Linked DNA regions of Homo sapiens: region 2 is linked to region 1. Evidence: chromatin loops called from intact Hi-C (ENCODE). Cell type or tissue: CD4-positive, alpha-beta T cell. All regions are shown on one strand. Links, peaks and the distances in the headings refer to the core of each region. The heading gives the core; the rest is flanking DNA. Region 1 overlaps CDK17 (cyclin dependent kinase 17). Region 2 overlaps ELK3 (ETS transcription factor ELK3).

Evidence for each region. Hi-C counts contacts between places; a loop is a spot of excess contacts. Peaks named below come from ENCODE experiments on the same cell type or tissue, not always from the same donor. Only the 100,000 strongest peaks of a DNase experiment are listed, where the experiment ranks them.
Region 2: a loop joins it to region 1, with 1.9 times the contacts of the local background. A loop is called at or near these places in 3 of 110 quality-filtered maps.

What each region holds. Positions count from the first base shown.
Region 1 is chr12:96,301,230-96,306,618 of GRCh38, forward strand. All of the region lies in intron 5 of CDK17 (cyclin dependent kinase 17), which reads right to left. It also overlaps the pseudogene RNU4-24P. Among named protein-coding and RNA genes, the nearest start is that of CDK17, 97 kb to the right of the region's middle. In CD4-positive, alpha-beta T cell, for the core only: a CTCF peak has its summit at 2,207; no DNase peak of the experiment used is centred there.
Region 2 is chr12:96,256,108-96,261,496 of GRCh38, forward strand. ELK3 (ETS transcription factor ELK3) reads left to right here. Exons shown (of 5, transcript NM_005230.4): 4 at 3,624-3,746. Among named protein-coding and RNA genes, the nearest start is that of ELK3, 64 kb to the left of the region's middle. In CD4-positive, alpha-beta T cell, for the core only: no CTCF peak of the experiment used is centred there; a DNase peak (open chromatin) is centred at 2,534; H3K27ac peaks cover 162 bases.

The DNA.
Region 1 (5,389 bases), core at 320-5,319:
CAACACTCGGCCAAAAAAAAAAAAAAAAAACAAACAAACCCACAACAACAAGAGAAAATGCTTTAAAAGTGAGTTCTTAAAAGCCTTGCTTTTAAAACTTGAGCTCGCCTGACTATTGTGTATGGAGATGATAAACAGGGTACATGAAATATACCTAAATATGTAATACAAACACAATATTTAAAATGAAAAAGAAAAAACCTTAACACAAAATTTAGGAAAATTTGTTTTTAGATAGATTGAAAACTAGGGACTGAGAGAGCAGAAATATTTTAAAAAGTAAAACAGAATGGGAAAAGAATTTTCTTAAAGTTGCTTTCTAGTACCCCTTTATAGATAATGGAAAAGGTAATGATAATCTAAAGAAAGATCCACTTGCTTAGAATGGTGCTAATGCCCTTAAATAAAAAGCCAGTTAAAGGAAATAATGTTTTTTAATACATAATCTCAGTTCTCAAAGGTGTATAAATTATGCCAGATGATTAAACGTTGTGATTTAGTCAAACTCTAGAGGTCTAAATACGCAATTTTCCTTGGAACTGTGGAATAAAATTAAAATAATCCTTGGTAATTAGACTTGCATCACTTACCATTTCAGACAATAGGATAAATTATCCAAAGCTGAATGGCCAAAAGTAGCAGAGGCCCCTCAAAATAACTGTTTTTATCTTTTTGTTACAATGATATGTATCATATTAAAAGCCATGTGGAAAACTGCACGTCCAATAGTACTTAATTCAATTTTAGTAAACTAATTAAAACTTTGGTCACAGGTATTATTGAATGAATGAAAAATTATTTTTGCATTCTATGACATTTTCCTATGACGTTTTTCATAAAACATTAAATTTTAAAAATGAAGTTTTACGACCATCATACACTATTCATCCATGTATTGTCTTGAACATGACTCAGTATTAAGTCCTTCGCTTTCTAGTATCAATAACTATGCAAAATAAAGAAGTAAAACTACAATAGATAACATTTTTAAAATACAAGTGAAGTTTTTAAAATCAGTATGAAAAACATGGCAAATAGCCCACTATCTGGTACATGACAGTCTGATTACGAATAATCTTTTAATTTATATATGTTTTATATAGCCTATTTATATATGATCTTAAATACTTTACTCCATAAAAAAGGCTACTTGCCAAGATCACAGAAACTAATAAAATATCTTTATTCTGATACTTATCTCTGGAATTTAGGTGCTTAAATTCATGAATATGGAACTACCGCATTTTTGCCATGAATTTTAAGTTTTGTGTCATCTTTTATGGGGGAAAAAACACTATATTGAGAATAAATGCAAACTAGTATGAACAAAAGAATGAATGTTCCTGAAAAAAATATTTAAAATGTCATTATAACAATGAGAAGCACACGGGAAATAAGACTGTAAGCTAGGCATTTTTTCTTCTCAGGAGTAGAGAAATTTTCTTATTAATCCTTTTATCTTAAATGAATGAATACTACTATGTTCTTAAAACATCAAATACACTAGGGTCCAATGGTTACTATGACAAAATGTCGAGGTTTGCTTTAAAGACTATGTAAATGGACTACAAATTAGACTGTAAAGACAAATATGTAAGAGGTTAAGTTTAAATTTGAATAATCAGTCTATAAAATAAACAACACTACTGAATTCCACCCATGCAGGCAGGCAGGCAGGCAGAGAATTCAGACAAAGGCACAATTACACTAGTGAATTGTCTGTCAGATCCTAATTCAAAAAGTAAAAGCTTAGCCCCCAATTTAGTAATTTCCAACTTAGGATTTAATGATTACATCAAAACAGTACTTACTGAATCTTTAAATAAAATTTTTAGAAAATTTTGCTTGCATTTTTATTTGCTGAACACAACAAGATTAACAATAGATATAATGACTAGCTTGTTGACGTGCTCTCCTACAGAAATTATTCAGAGGACAGAGGACAAAGCTCATTTATTCAACATTTACCCAGCACAATGTTAGGTGCTAGAGAAGACAGACATGATTCCCACTTTCATGAGTTCACAATCTAGCCTGAGTTCCATCCTAGATTATTTTAGAATATTTTAAAAGTTTCACAGAAACAGAAATAATAGCTAAAGAAATAGCACAATAAGCTTTATAATGTGTATGTTGTTGTTCCAGTCTCTGCAGAAACTCAAAAATTGCCAATGCCAACTATAATCACAAGTTGTCATGGTGGGGGTATTTGGGAAAAATTTTCAATTAGCAATAACTGTGCCTTGGATAAACCTCGGGTATGATACTATCACTGCTCAAAGCTTATATTTTCATGTAATATAAGAGCCCCCTTAATGCTGCTTTCCAGACAAATGAAGATAATTTTTTCTGATATTTCACTGTTCCAAGAAAATACTTCACTTTTTGACAGCCCCAAGCAAATTCCTATTCAGATGGCTCTTAGAGTATAAACACATGAAAATTCTAAATATATATATAAATTAAATTATAATTTATAATAGTCTTCCTAGAATTCACTGTAACTTGTAAGCAATACCAAGCCTTATGGGAAACTTTTTGTTTACTTTGGATCTAGCAACATAATTACTCTATCACAGGCTGGAGATGCTGTTCTAGCTGAGCTTCAAAACAAATGAAGCACCAGAGGTCCCCCTTATCCACAGGGGATACTTCTAAGAACACCAGTGGATGCCTGAAACAGCAGACAGCACTGAAACCTGTATGTACTAGGTTTTTCCCTATACATATTAAATACACTCCTAAGATAAAGTTTAATTTATAAATTTTGCAGAGTAAGAGATCAACTAATAAAACAAATAACCATAATAATACACTGTAATAAAAGTTACGTGAATGCAGTCTCTATCTCTTGCTCTCAAAATAATCATACTGGCATTGTATTCACCTATCCTCAGACTATGTTTGACCTCACATAACTGAAATTGTGGAAAATGAAACCACAGATAAAGGGGGAAGCTTCTGTATGTACAGAGGATCCATAGATGACATTTTAAGAGTGAGTATATATTAATACATAAGAAACGGGGCCGGGCACGGTGGCTCATGCCTGTAATCCCAGCACTTTCGGAGGCCGAGAAGGGCGGATCATGAGGTCAGGAGATCAAGACCATCCTGGCCAACATAGTGAAACCCTGTCTCTACTAAAAATACAAAAATTAGCTGGGTGTGGTGGTGCATACCTATAATCCCAGCTACTCGGGAGGCTGAGGCAGAAGAATCGCTTGAACCCAGGAGGCGGAGATTGCAGTGAGCCAAGATCGTGCCACTGCACTCCAGCCTGGCGACAGAGCAAGACTCTGTCTCAAAAAACAACAAAAAAGAAACAGCAGGGGAAGAGGGAGGCTTTTTCAAACATTCATTTCCCTCTCTGTGGGAATTACCGAGTTACTGTTAACGAAAGAAATGTGTTTTATCCCTTAGACTTGGTGGGCAGGGGGAAAGACTGAGAATCTCTATTCTACTCAGTCACTTTGTCTTACAAAAATTGCTATTATCATCACCACAATACCACCTTAATCCTGTACTCCTGTACATAATATGCTAAAGGTAAATTCTGTGGGACTTTGAACCTCACTCCCACATTCCATCTTATATTTCTAATTGCTGAGAGATGTAAGGACTTGATTGTATTTTCTCACCTGCTCTGAGAATTAAGAAAGGTCTATATAGTCTATTGGTAAAACCAGGAATGAAGAATCCAAACATTCATTGTTTAGGAAGGCATATGCTCTTAAAATGTATAAACCTATAATTTGAATACAATAAGACAAATTTTTATATATGGATGACCTCCATTATAATTGAAGCTGCACTCAGTCTCACAAAACTTCCACTGGGTATACCATTATCGTAAGGGCAAGGAAGCTCTGATGAATCCTGACTATCTACATATAGGCTTTGCCACTATTCTAATATTTAACTAAATATGTTGACAATGTTTTATTTCTTATCAATCATAAAGGACTACTAAATAGCACGTCACCATCCAATAGCCAATATTTTTAACATGACATATGATCACTAAATGTAATGTGGTATCCTGGAGGGAGTATCGGGACAGAAAAACAACACTGACAAAAAATTAGTGAAATCTGAATAAAGTATGGAGTTTTGTTACTAGTAATGTACCAATGTTGGTTCCTTAGTTGTGACAAATGTATTAAAGTAATATAAAATGTTAATAATATGGTAACTGGGTATGTGGTATAGAAGAACTATATAATTTTTGTAATTTTTTCTGTAAATCTAAAACTAAAATTATGTTTATGTAAATAAAAAGTCACTGGAAAGGATTAAGGTAAGAAATGGGAGACTGAACACACATCAGTTTATAGGGATAACAGATAGTCTTAAGCATCCTGAAAAGATGGGATAGTAAGGGGGACAACTTCTCAAGATTAAAAACAAAAAAGAACAGAATGGGTATATGCATAGGTAGATTTGCAAGTTTGTTATACAGAAAAGGAGGGAGTTTTCGGTTAATGGCCACCCCCTTTTTTTTTGAGACAGGGTCTCTTGCTCTGTCGACAAGGCTGGAGTGCAGTGGTGCAATCATGGCTCACCACAACCTCATCCTCTTGGGCTCAAGTGATCTTCTCACCTCCTACCTACTGAGTAGCTGGGACTACAAAGGTGTGCCACCACGCCTGGCTAGTTTTGTTAATTTTTTGTAAAGATGGAGGTCTCACTATGTTGCCCAGGCTGGTCTTGGACTCCTGGGCTCAAGCAAACCTCCTGCCTCAGCCTCTCAAAGTGGTGGGATTACAGGCATGAGCCACAACATCTGGCCCTCTCTCTTTTTTATGATATAGGAAGAGAGATCATCTGCTTACAGTAAGAGAGGAAGAGTTAATCAGAGAAAGACAGTGGGATAGCCAGACAACACTGGGGATCTATGCGAGATTGATGACCATAAATTTATATTAGACCCATTCAGCCCTACTGTATAACTTTCTCCAGGAAAAATGAATTGTTTCTTAATTCCTACTCAAGCAAAGGTTTTATGTTATTTTTACTACTCATTATATATTGCCATTAGAAAATATGAAAATAGGCCAGGAGAGGTAGCTTACACCTGTAATGTCAGTGATTTTGGAGGCCAAAGCGGGAGGACTGCTTGAGGCCAGGAGTTCAAGACAAGCCTGGATAATATAGTATGACCCTGTCTCTACAAATAATTTGTACAAAAAAAAAAATTATATATATATATGAGAACAACACATTGAAAGTTTAAAACTTTTAGAAGACAAGGCTAAATTTTACATTTTACCTTAAAAAATATTTTATTTTTTAGATTAAGGGTATATTATCCATGGAAAAATGAAGTCTAGTACATGTGAAGAATATTTTTCTTTTCCTACCTCCTTTCTATCCATCCCTAATCTTT
Region 2 (5,389 bases), core at 53-5,052, 45 kb before region 1:
TAGATGGGGAGACCGGAGGCAGGTGGACTGGCCTGGGCAGCTGTTGTGGAATGCCATCTGTAAGGTGATAGGGGCTTGGATGCAGCAGGAATGGAAATGAGGGATAAACAGGAGACTGAGTTGTGGGACTCCTCCAGAGGCTATGTCCGGAGCTTGCAGTTATCGGAAGGCATTTTGCATGGTGGGGCCTGGGATGCGGGTGGTAAATGGGGCTGTGCATGCAGGGTTTATGTCTTGTTTTATCCTCATCTGTGGCACCTGAAACATAGTTTGCACTCTCGGTCAGTATTTATTGAGGCAGTGCCTACACGGTGGTCCTGTTGACAGAAGGGGAAGAGTCTTAAGAAACACTGATGTGGAAAGGTGCTGAGCTTCATGAAGTTGGAGCATGGTGGGGCATCCAAGTGGAGATGCCCAACAAGCGATAAGCCAGGGGGGACCCAGCTAGAGCTGCAGATGGCTTCAGTTCATTGGTATTTAGGAGATGAAAGTACAGGAGGAATAAAGATGAGCAGATACCTTAAAGGCTACAGAAAGAATAAGAAAAATGTGCCAATCACCATAATAGGAGGCAGAACATGTTAAATGTTAAGAAAAAAATGGTCACAAAGTGTTACAAAGATTCAGAAATAAGAAATCCCATCTGGTTGAGGGGAGATCAGGAAAGTGTCCTTGGAGGAGGTGGCATTTTGATGGGCAGAGGAAGGCAAGAGGAGGAGGCAGCGGGCCGGGGCAGGGGTGCACAGGTGGGCATGCCTGGATGCCAGCTCACCCTGGCGAGCTCAGATGTGCAGGCTTTTTAGGAGACTCTATGAAGTGGAAGTGGAAGATGAACTGAGTGGGGAAAATGAAAAGGGGATCTTGGGATGAGGGTCTTACTCTTTGCAAATGCATTGCCTGTGGCATCTCCTTTCCCAGCAGCCGTGGGATCAGGAGCTCCTTATCTGCCATGCTTGTTAAAACGAGACTGTCTTTGGGGAAGGAAAGAAAACAGCACTTTTTGCTGTGGCTTCTTTAGCCCTTGGCCCTCAGGCTCAGCCCACTCTGCCTGACTCCAGGAGCGTGTGGAGAGAGGCTGTGAAGTCTCACACTGTCCCGGAGATAACCCAGAGCAGGTGTTATAGGAACTTTCCTTAAAAAAGCAACCACATGGTTCTTTAAGGCCACAGGATTTTCAGGGAGAACTTCAGGGATAGAAGGGAGAGGAGGGAATGAAATCATTTTACAGTGTTTATTTGCATATATTATAGAAGACATTTCAGACATATTAAAGATGAGAAACAAGAAGGCTACAGTAGTCTGAGTACATCCTGTATTCCTAAGAAACAAATGTGCAAACATCTCAAATCCAGACATGGGTATACGTTTTAGACCAGAGAAATAGAAATTCTAGACCTTGTACATTGCTTAGAGGATTAAAAAGGAATGGGCATATGATGGCCATGGAGGAGAGAAGGATAGCTGTGTTTTGTGGTTTAGAAGATTGTCTCTTTAAAGCTTTGAGAGCCTTCATTGATGGATAAACTAGGAGGCCTTGAACACACTGGTTATTAAATGTTAATGTGACATATTGAGGTTGGAACCTTGCTCCAGAGTAACATGCAAATATTAGTTTTCAGAACACCTGAGCTTGTGGCCTTGAGCCTAACACAACTGACAGTAGCCTCCAAGTCCAGGCTGACTCAGTTGAGTTGGTCTGTTTCAGAGGATTAAGTCCTTCTCTGTATACAGTTGAGAATTTCTCCCTCACATAGATGAAGTACGTTTAGTAAGTATGTCATGTATACTTTCAATTAATTACCAATCCATTTATTCATTCAAAAACATGTATGAAGTACCTAGCCAGATAACTGCCTCTGGCACTTGTTGAGCATTTCTATATGCCAGGCACATATCTTATAAGAGCTTGCAGTAGATCAGCTTATTTAATCTTCCCAACAACCCTGTAACGTGGGCATTTTTATTCTCCCCATTTTACAGATGAGGCAACTGAGACAGAGAGAGGTTAGGTGGCTTGCCTGAGGTTACCTGGCTGGGAAGTAGTGGTTCTGAGATTGGAACCCTGGCAGAGCTCATGCTGAGCCGTGAAGTTTTAACTGTTAGGCCAGATGGCCTGGCATGCTTGTGAAATTGCCTTGGACTAGAACAAATGGGAAGCTTATTCAAAACATGTATTTATTCTAGTAACCTCATAGGTCATTCAGTATGTAGGAAATGCCATGGAACCAACGACTCAAATAATTTGGTATAAATGTGTTTACATTTCAGCAGCTTCACAGTTTGAGGAACTTTGGATGTTTGTCTCCATTCTGCTGAACAGAGCAGACCTTTCAATTTAGGTTTAAGCCAAATGCTGTTGGTAATTAATGATGCTACGGAGGCCAATTCTAGGAAAAAATAACACTTTAGCATCCAGCATGGTGCAGTCTGAAAGGCTGGCGCCTTTGCTGTGGTTCTTCTTACACAAAGCACCTTATTGACATCACAAAACCACTGAGGGACTCCTTCTAGTCACCAAAGGTACAAAACCACCCTGGGCCGGGGAGTTTGTCTCCACTGAGAATAAAAGCCATGCAGACTTAGCAGCTGGGCGGGTGTTTCTTCTGCCCTCCTGCTGGCTTGCAGGCCAGGACTCCTGCTGTGTGTGTGCAAGAAATTCAGTCCTTGGAACTCCCCTGGGAAACCCAGGGTTTTGGCTTTATACCCAATCTGACAAGAAAGGGCCCTCCCTGCCCCCACCCAAACCATTGCCAGGGCAATGAATTCTCATCAACTCCACATCCGGAAGGAATCTGGAAAACCCGGCTCAGAGCTTCTGAAGAGGCTGCTACAGGGTATTTTAACAGCAAATCCCAAAGCCTTAACAGCTGTTGATATGGAGACCATTTAAAAACGTGTGTTCGTAACCCAAGTAATAGATGTCCACTGTAGAAACACAGGAAAATATAGATAAGAAGAATTAAAGCCCCTTTATGGGATCCTATTTTGTTTGTATACTAATCCTTGTTTAATCTGGGAAGGGGAACAAGTTAACAAACCATTCGGACGAAAGTTGATACAAACTTGAATTTTCCACCAGAATGTTTAGGGAAGGTAATGTGTCAATACCTTTTTCCTTTATGAAAAAAGTGTTAATAAAATTAGCATTGAAGAAAACTAGCCAGCCAGGTATGGTGGCTCACGCCTGTAATCCCAGCACTTTGGGAGGCTGAGGTGGGCAGATCACTTGAGGTCAGGAGTTCGAGACCAGCCTGGCCAACGTAATGAAACCCCTTCTCTACTAAAAATACAAAAATTAGTCGGTGGTGGGTGCCTGTAATCCCAGCTGCTTGGGAGGCTGAGGCAGGAGAATCGCTTAAACCCAGGAAGTGGAGGTTATAGTGAACCAAGATCGCGCCATTGCACTCCAGCCTGGGTGACAGAGCGAGACTGTCTCCAAAAGAAAAGAAAATTAAAATTAAACTGTTCACAGCCCCTCAGAATTAACGTTGCCAGTTTTCCTGAGATGGTAAGGTCGTTTCCTGGCCCATGCCTAGCCTACCTAACCTCTCTCTGCTGCTCTGTTGATCATGGCCCAAGTCAGGTGAACCTATATGAAGAAGTCTGTTTGCTTTACTTCCCAGACACCAAATGGATTGCTTCTGACTCCGAGTCCACTGCTCTCCAGCATACATTTCTGGAGCAGCCTTAGTCCAGTTGCTCCGCTGAGTCCTGCCAGGCTGCAAGGGCCAAGCACGCTGTTCCAGGTGAGCGTTTGGAAATGAACTTTTGAACATTAAGCTTCTGAGGGATGGTTTTTTCTCTAAATCCTGCAGAGGTAACGGTGAGTTTTGCCATATGTTGAGTTGAAATATTAAATGTCCAGAGGGGGTTCATGTTAGTGGGGTTGCACGCCCTTCAGAGGCAGACATTTTCATTGAGGCAGAAATTGCAGACTCATGCCAGACACCCATACGTGGAACAATTAGTTCTTAAAGTGTTTTGCATATTTTCATTTGTCTATGAAAACAGGAAATTTATTAAGGAAAAGGCAAAACTTTAAGAATTATTCTTTAGGCCAGTGTGATGGCTCACACCTGTAATCCCAGCACTTTGGGAGGTTGAGGGTGGGAGGATTGTTTGAGCCCAGGAGTTTGAGACCAGCCTGGGCAACACAGCAAGACCCCATCTATATTTAAAATAAAATGAAAATAAATATTATTATTTATAAAAGTCCACAAAAGACTTTAAAATATTAATCCTCCTAGTTAATGTAGCAACTTGTTTGACATAAAGTGAAAATAAAAATAGTGAACAATTTCCCCATCCTGGGATAGAAAAATTACTTGCATCATTTTATGAATCATCATTAAGTTCTCCTTGTTCTGTAATGAAAAAGGAGAATCCAGGGCATTTGGTTAAAAAATAATGAAGACTTAGCTGCTTTATCTTATAGAACTCTCCATACTAGGCGAGCACCTTCATTATTCATTCACACACCAGAATCTTGCAGGACCGTCACTTGCTATCATGGAGAAATCAGTATTTCCTCCTTGAGACCCATAGATCATTACTCACTGATTAAGGTGTTACTGTTTGAATATGTTGAGTGCAGGTGGAAAGAATCCTAGGGACAGGACTGAAGAAAAGGTGGACCCAGTGCAAACTCCCTCTTTCCCAAATTCTAGCTTTTCTCATCGTCCCTGCCTGTATCCTGTGCCCCACAGTGTGGCTTACCCCAAGTTAGTTGCAGCTCTTTGGATACCATTTCATCTAGCACGTGGCACTTTGTATTATGATTGCCTGTTGATCTGGCAATCTTTCTCACTAAACTATGGGCCCTCGAGACCAGAATGGAATCCTGTTCACTGTGGTGTCCCCAGCATCTGGCACATGGCTTGGTACACAAGTGAGGCTCAGTAATAATTGACTGTCTAAATGAATTCACAAAGAGAAGTCTGAGAAAGGCCAGTATTAATAGCAAGTCTTCATGATCATCTGAGCTGGTCATTTTGCTTGTCAAGGTTAATGTCTGCTGAGTACCTCCTCTGTGCCAGGAGCTGTACATGCTGGGATTCAGGGTCTCTTTGTAAGGGTGGAGCTAAAGAGGTTTTGATTGCCATCTTGCTTCTTTGGTTTCCTAGTGGAGTTAGGGTAGGGTGTCATGAAGTGACCATATCCTTGGAGTAATTGGGTTTCTATCTCTTTCACAGCCCTTATTCCCATCACAACAACTTGAGCTATAGTCATGTTGATTTTTAACAATTTCAGCTTGGGTAGGAAAAGAGAAACTAGAAATAGCAAAAAGCAATGAGCAAATGTTGTATTAGGAAAGTTTAAAATTAGGAATACTAATCTTTTGGTGGAGAGATAAAAACACCTCATTTCCTGAAAGTCTTAAGATTAGAGC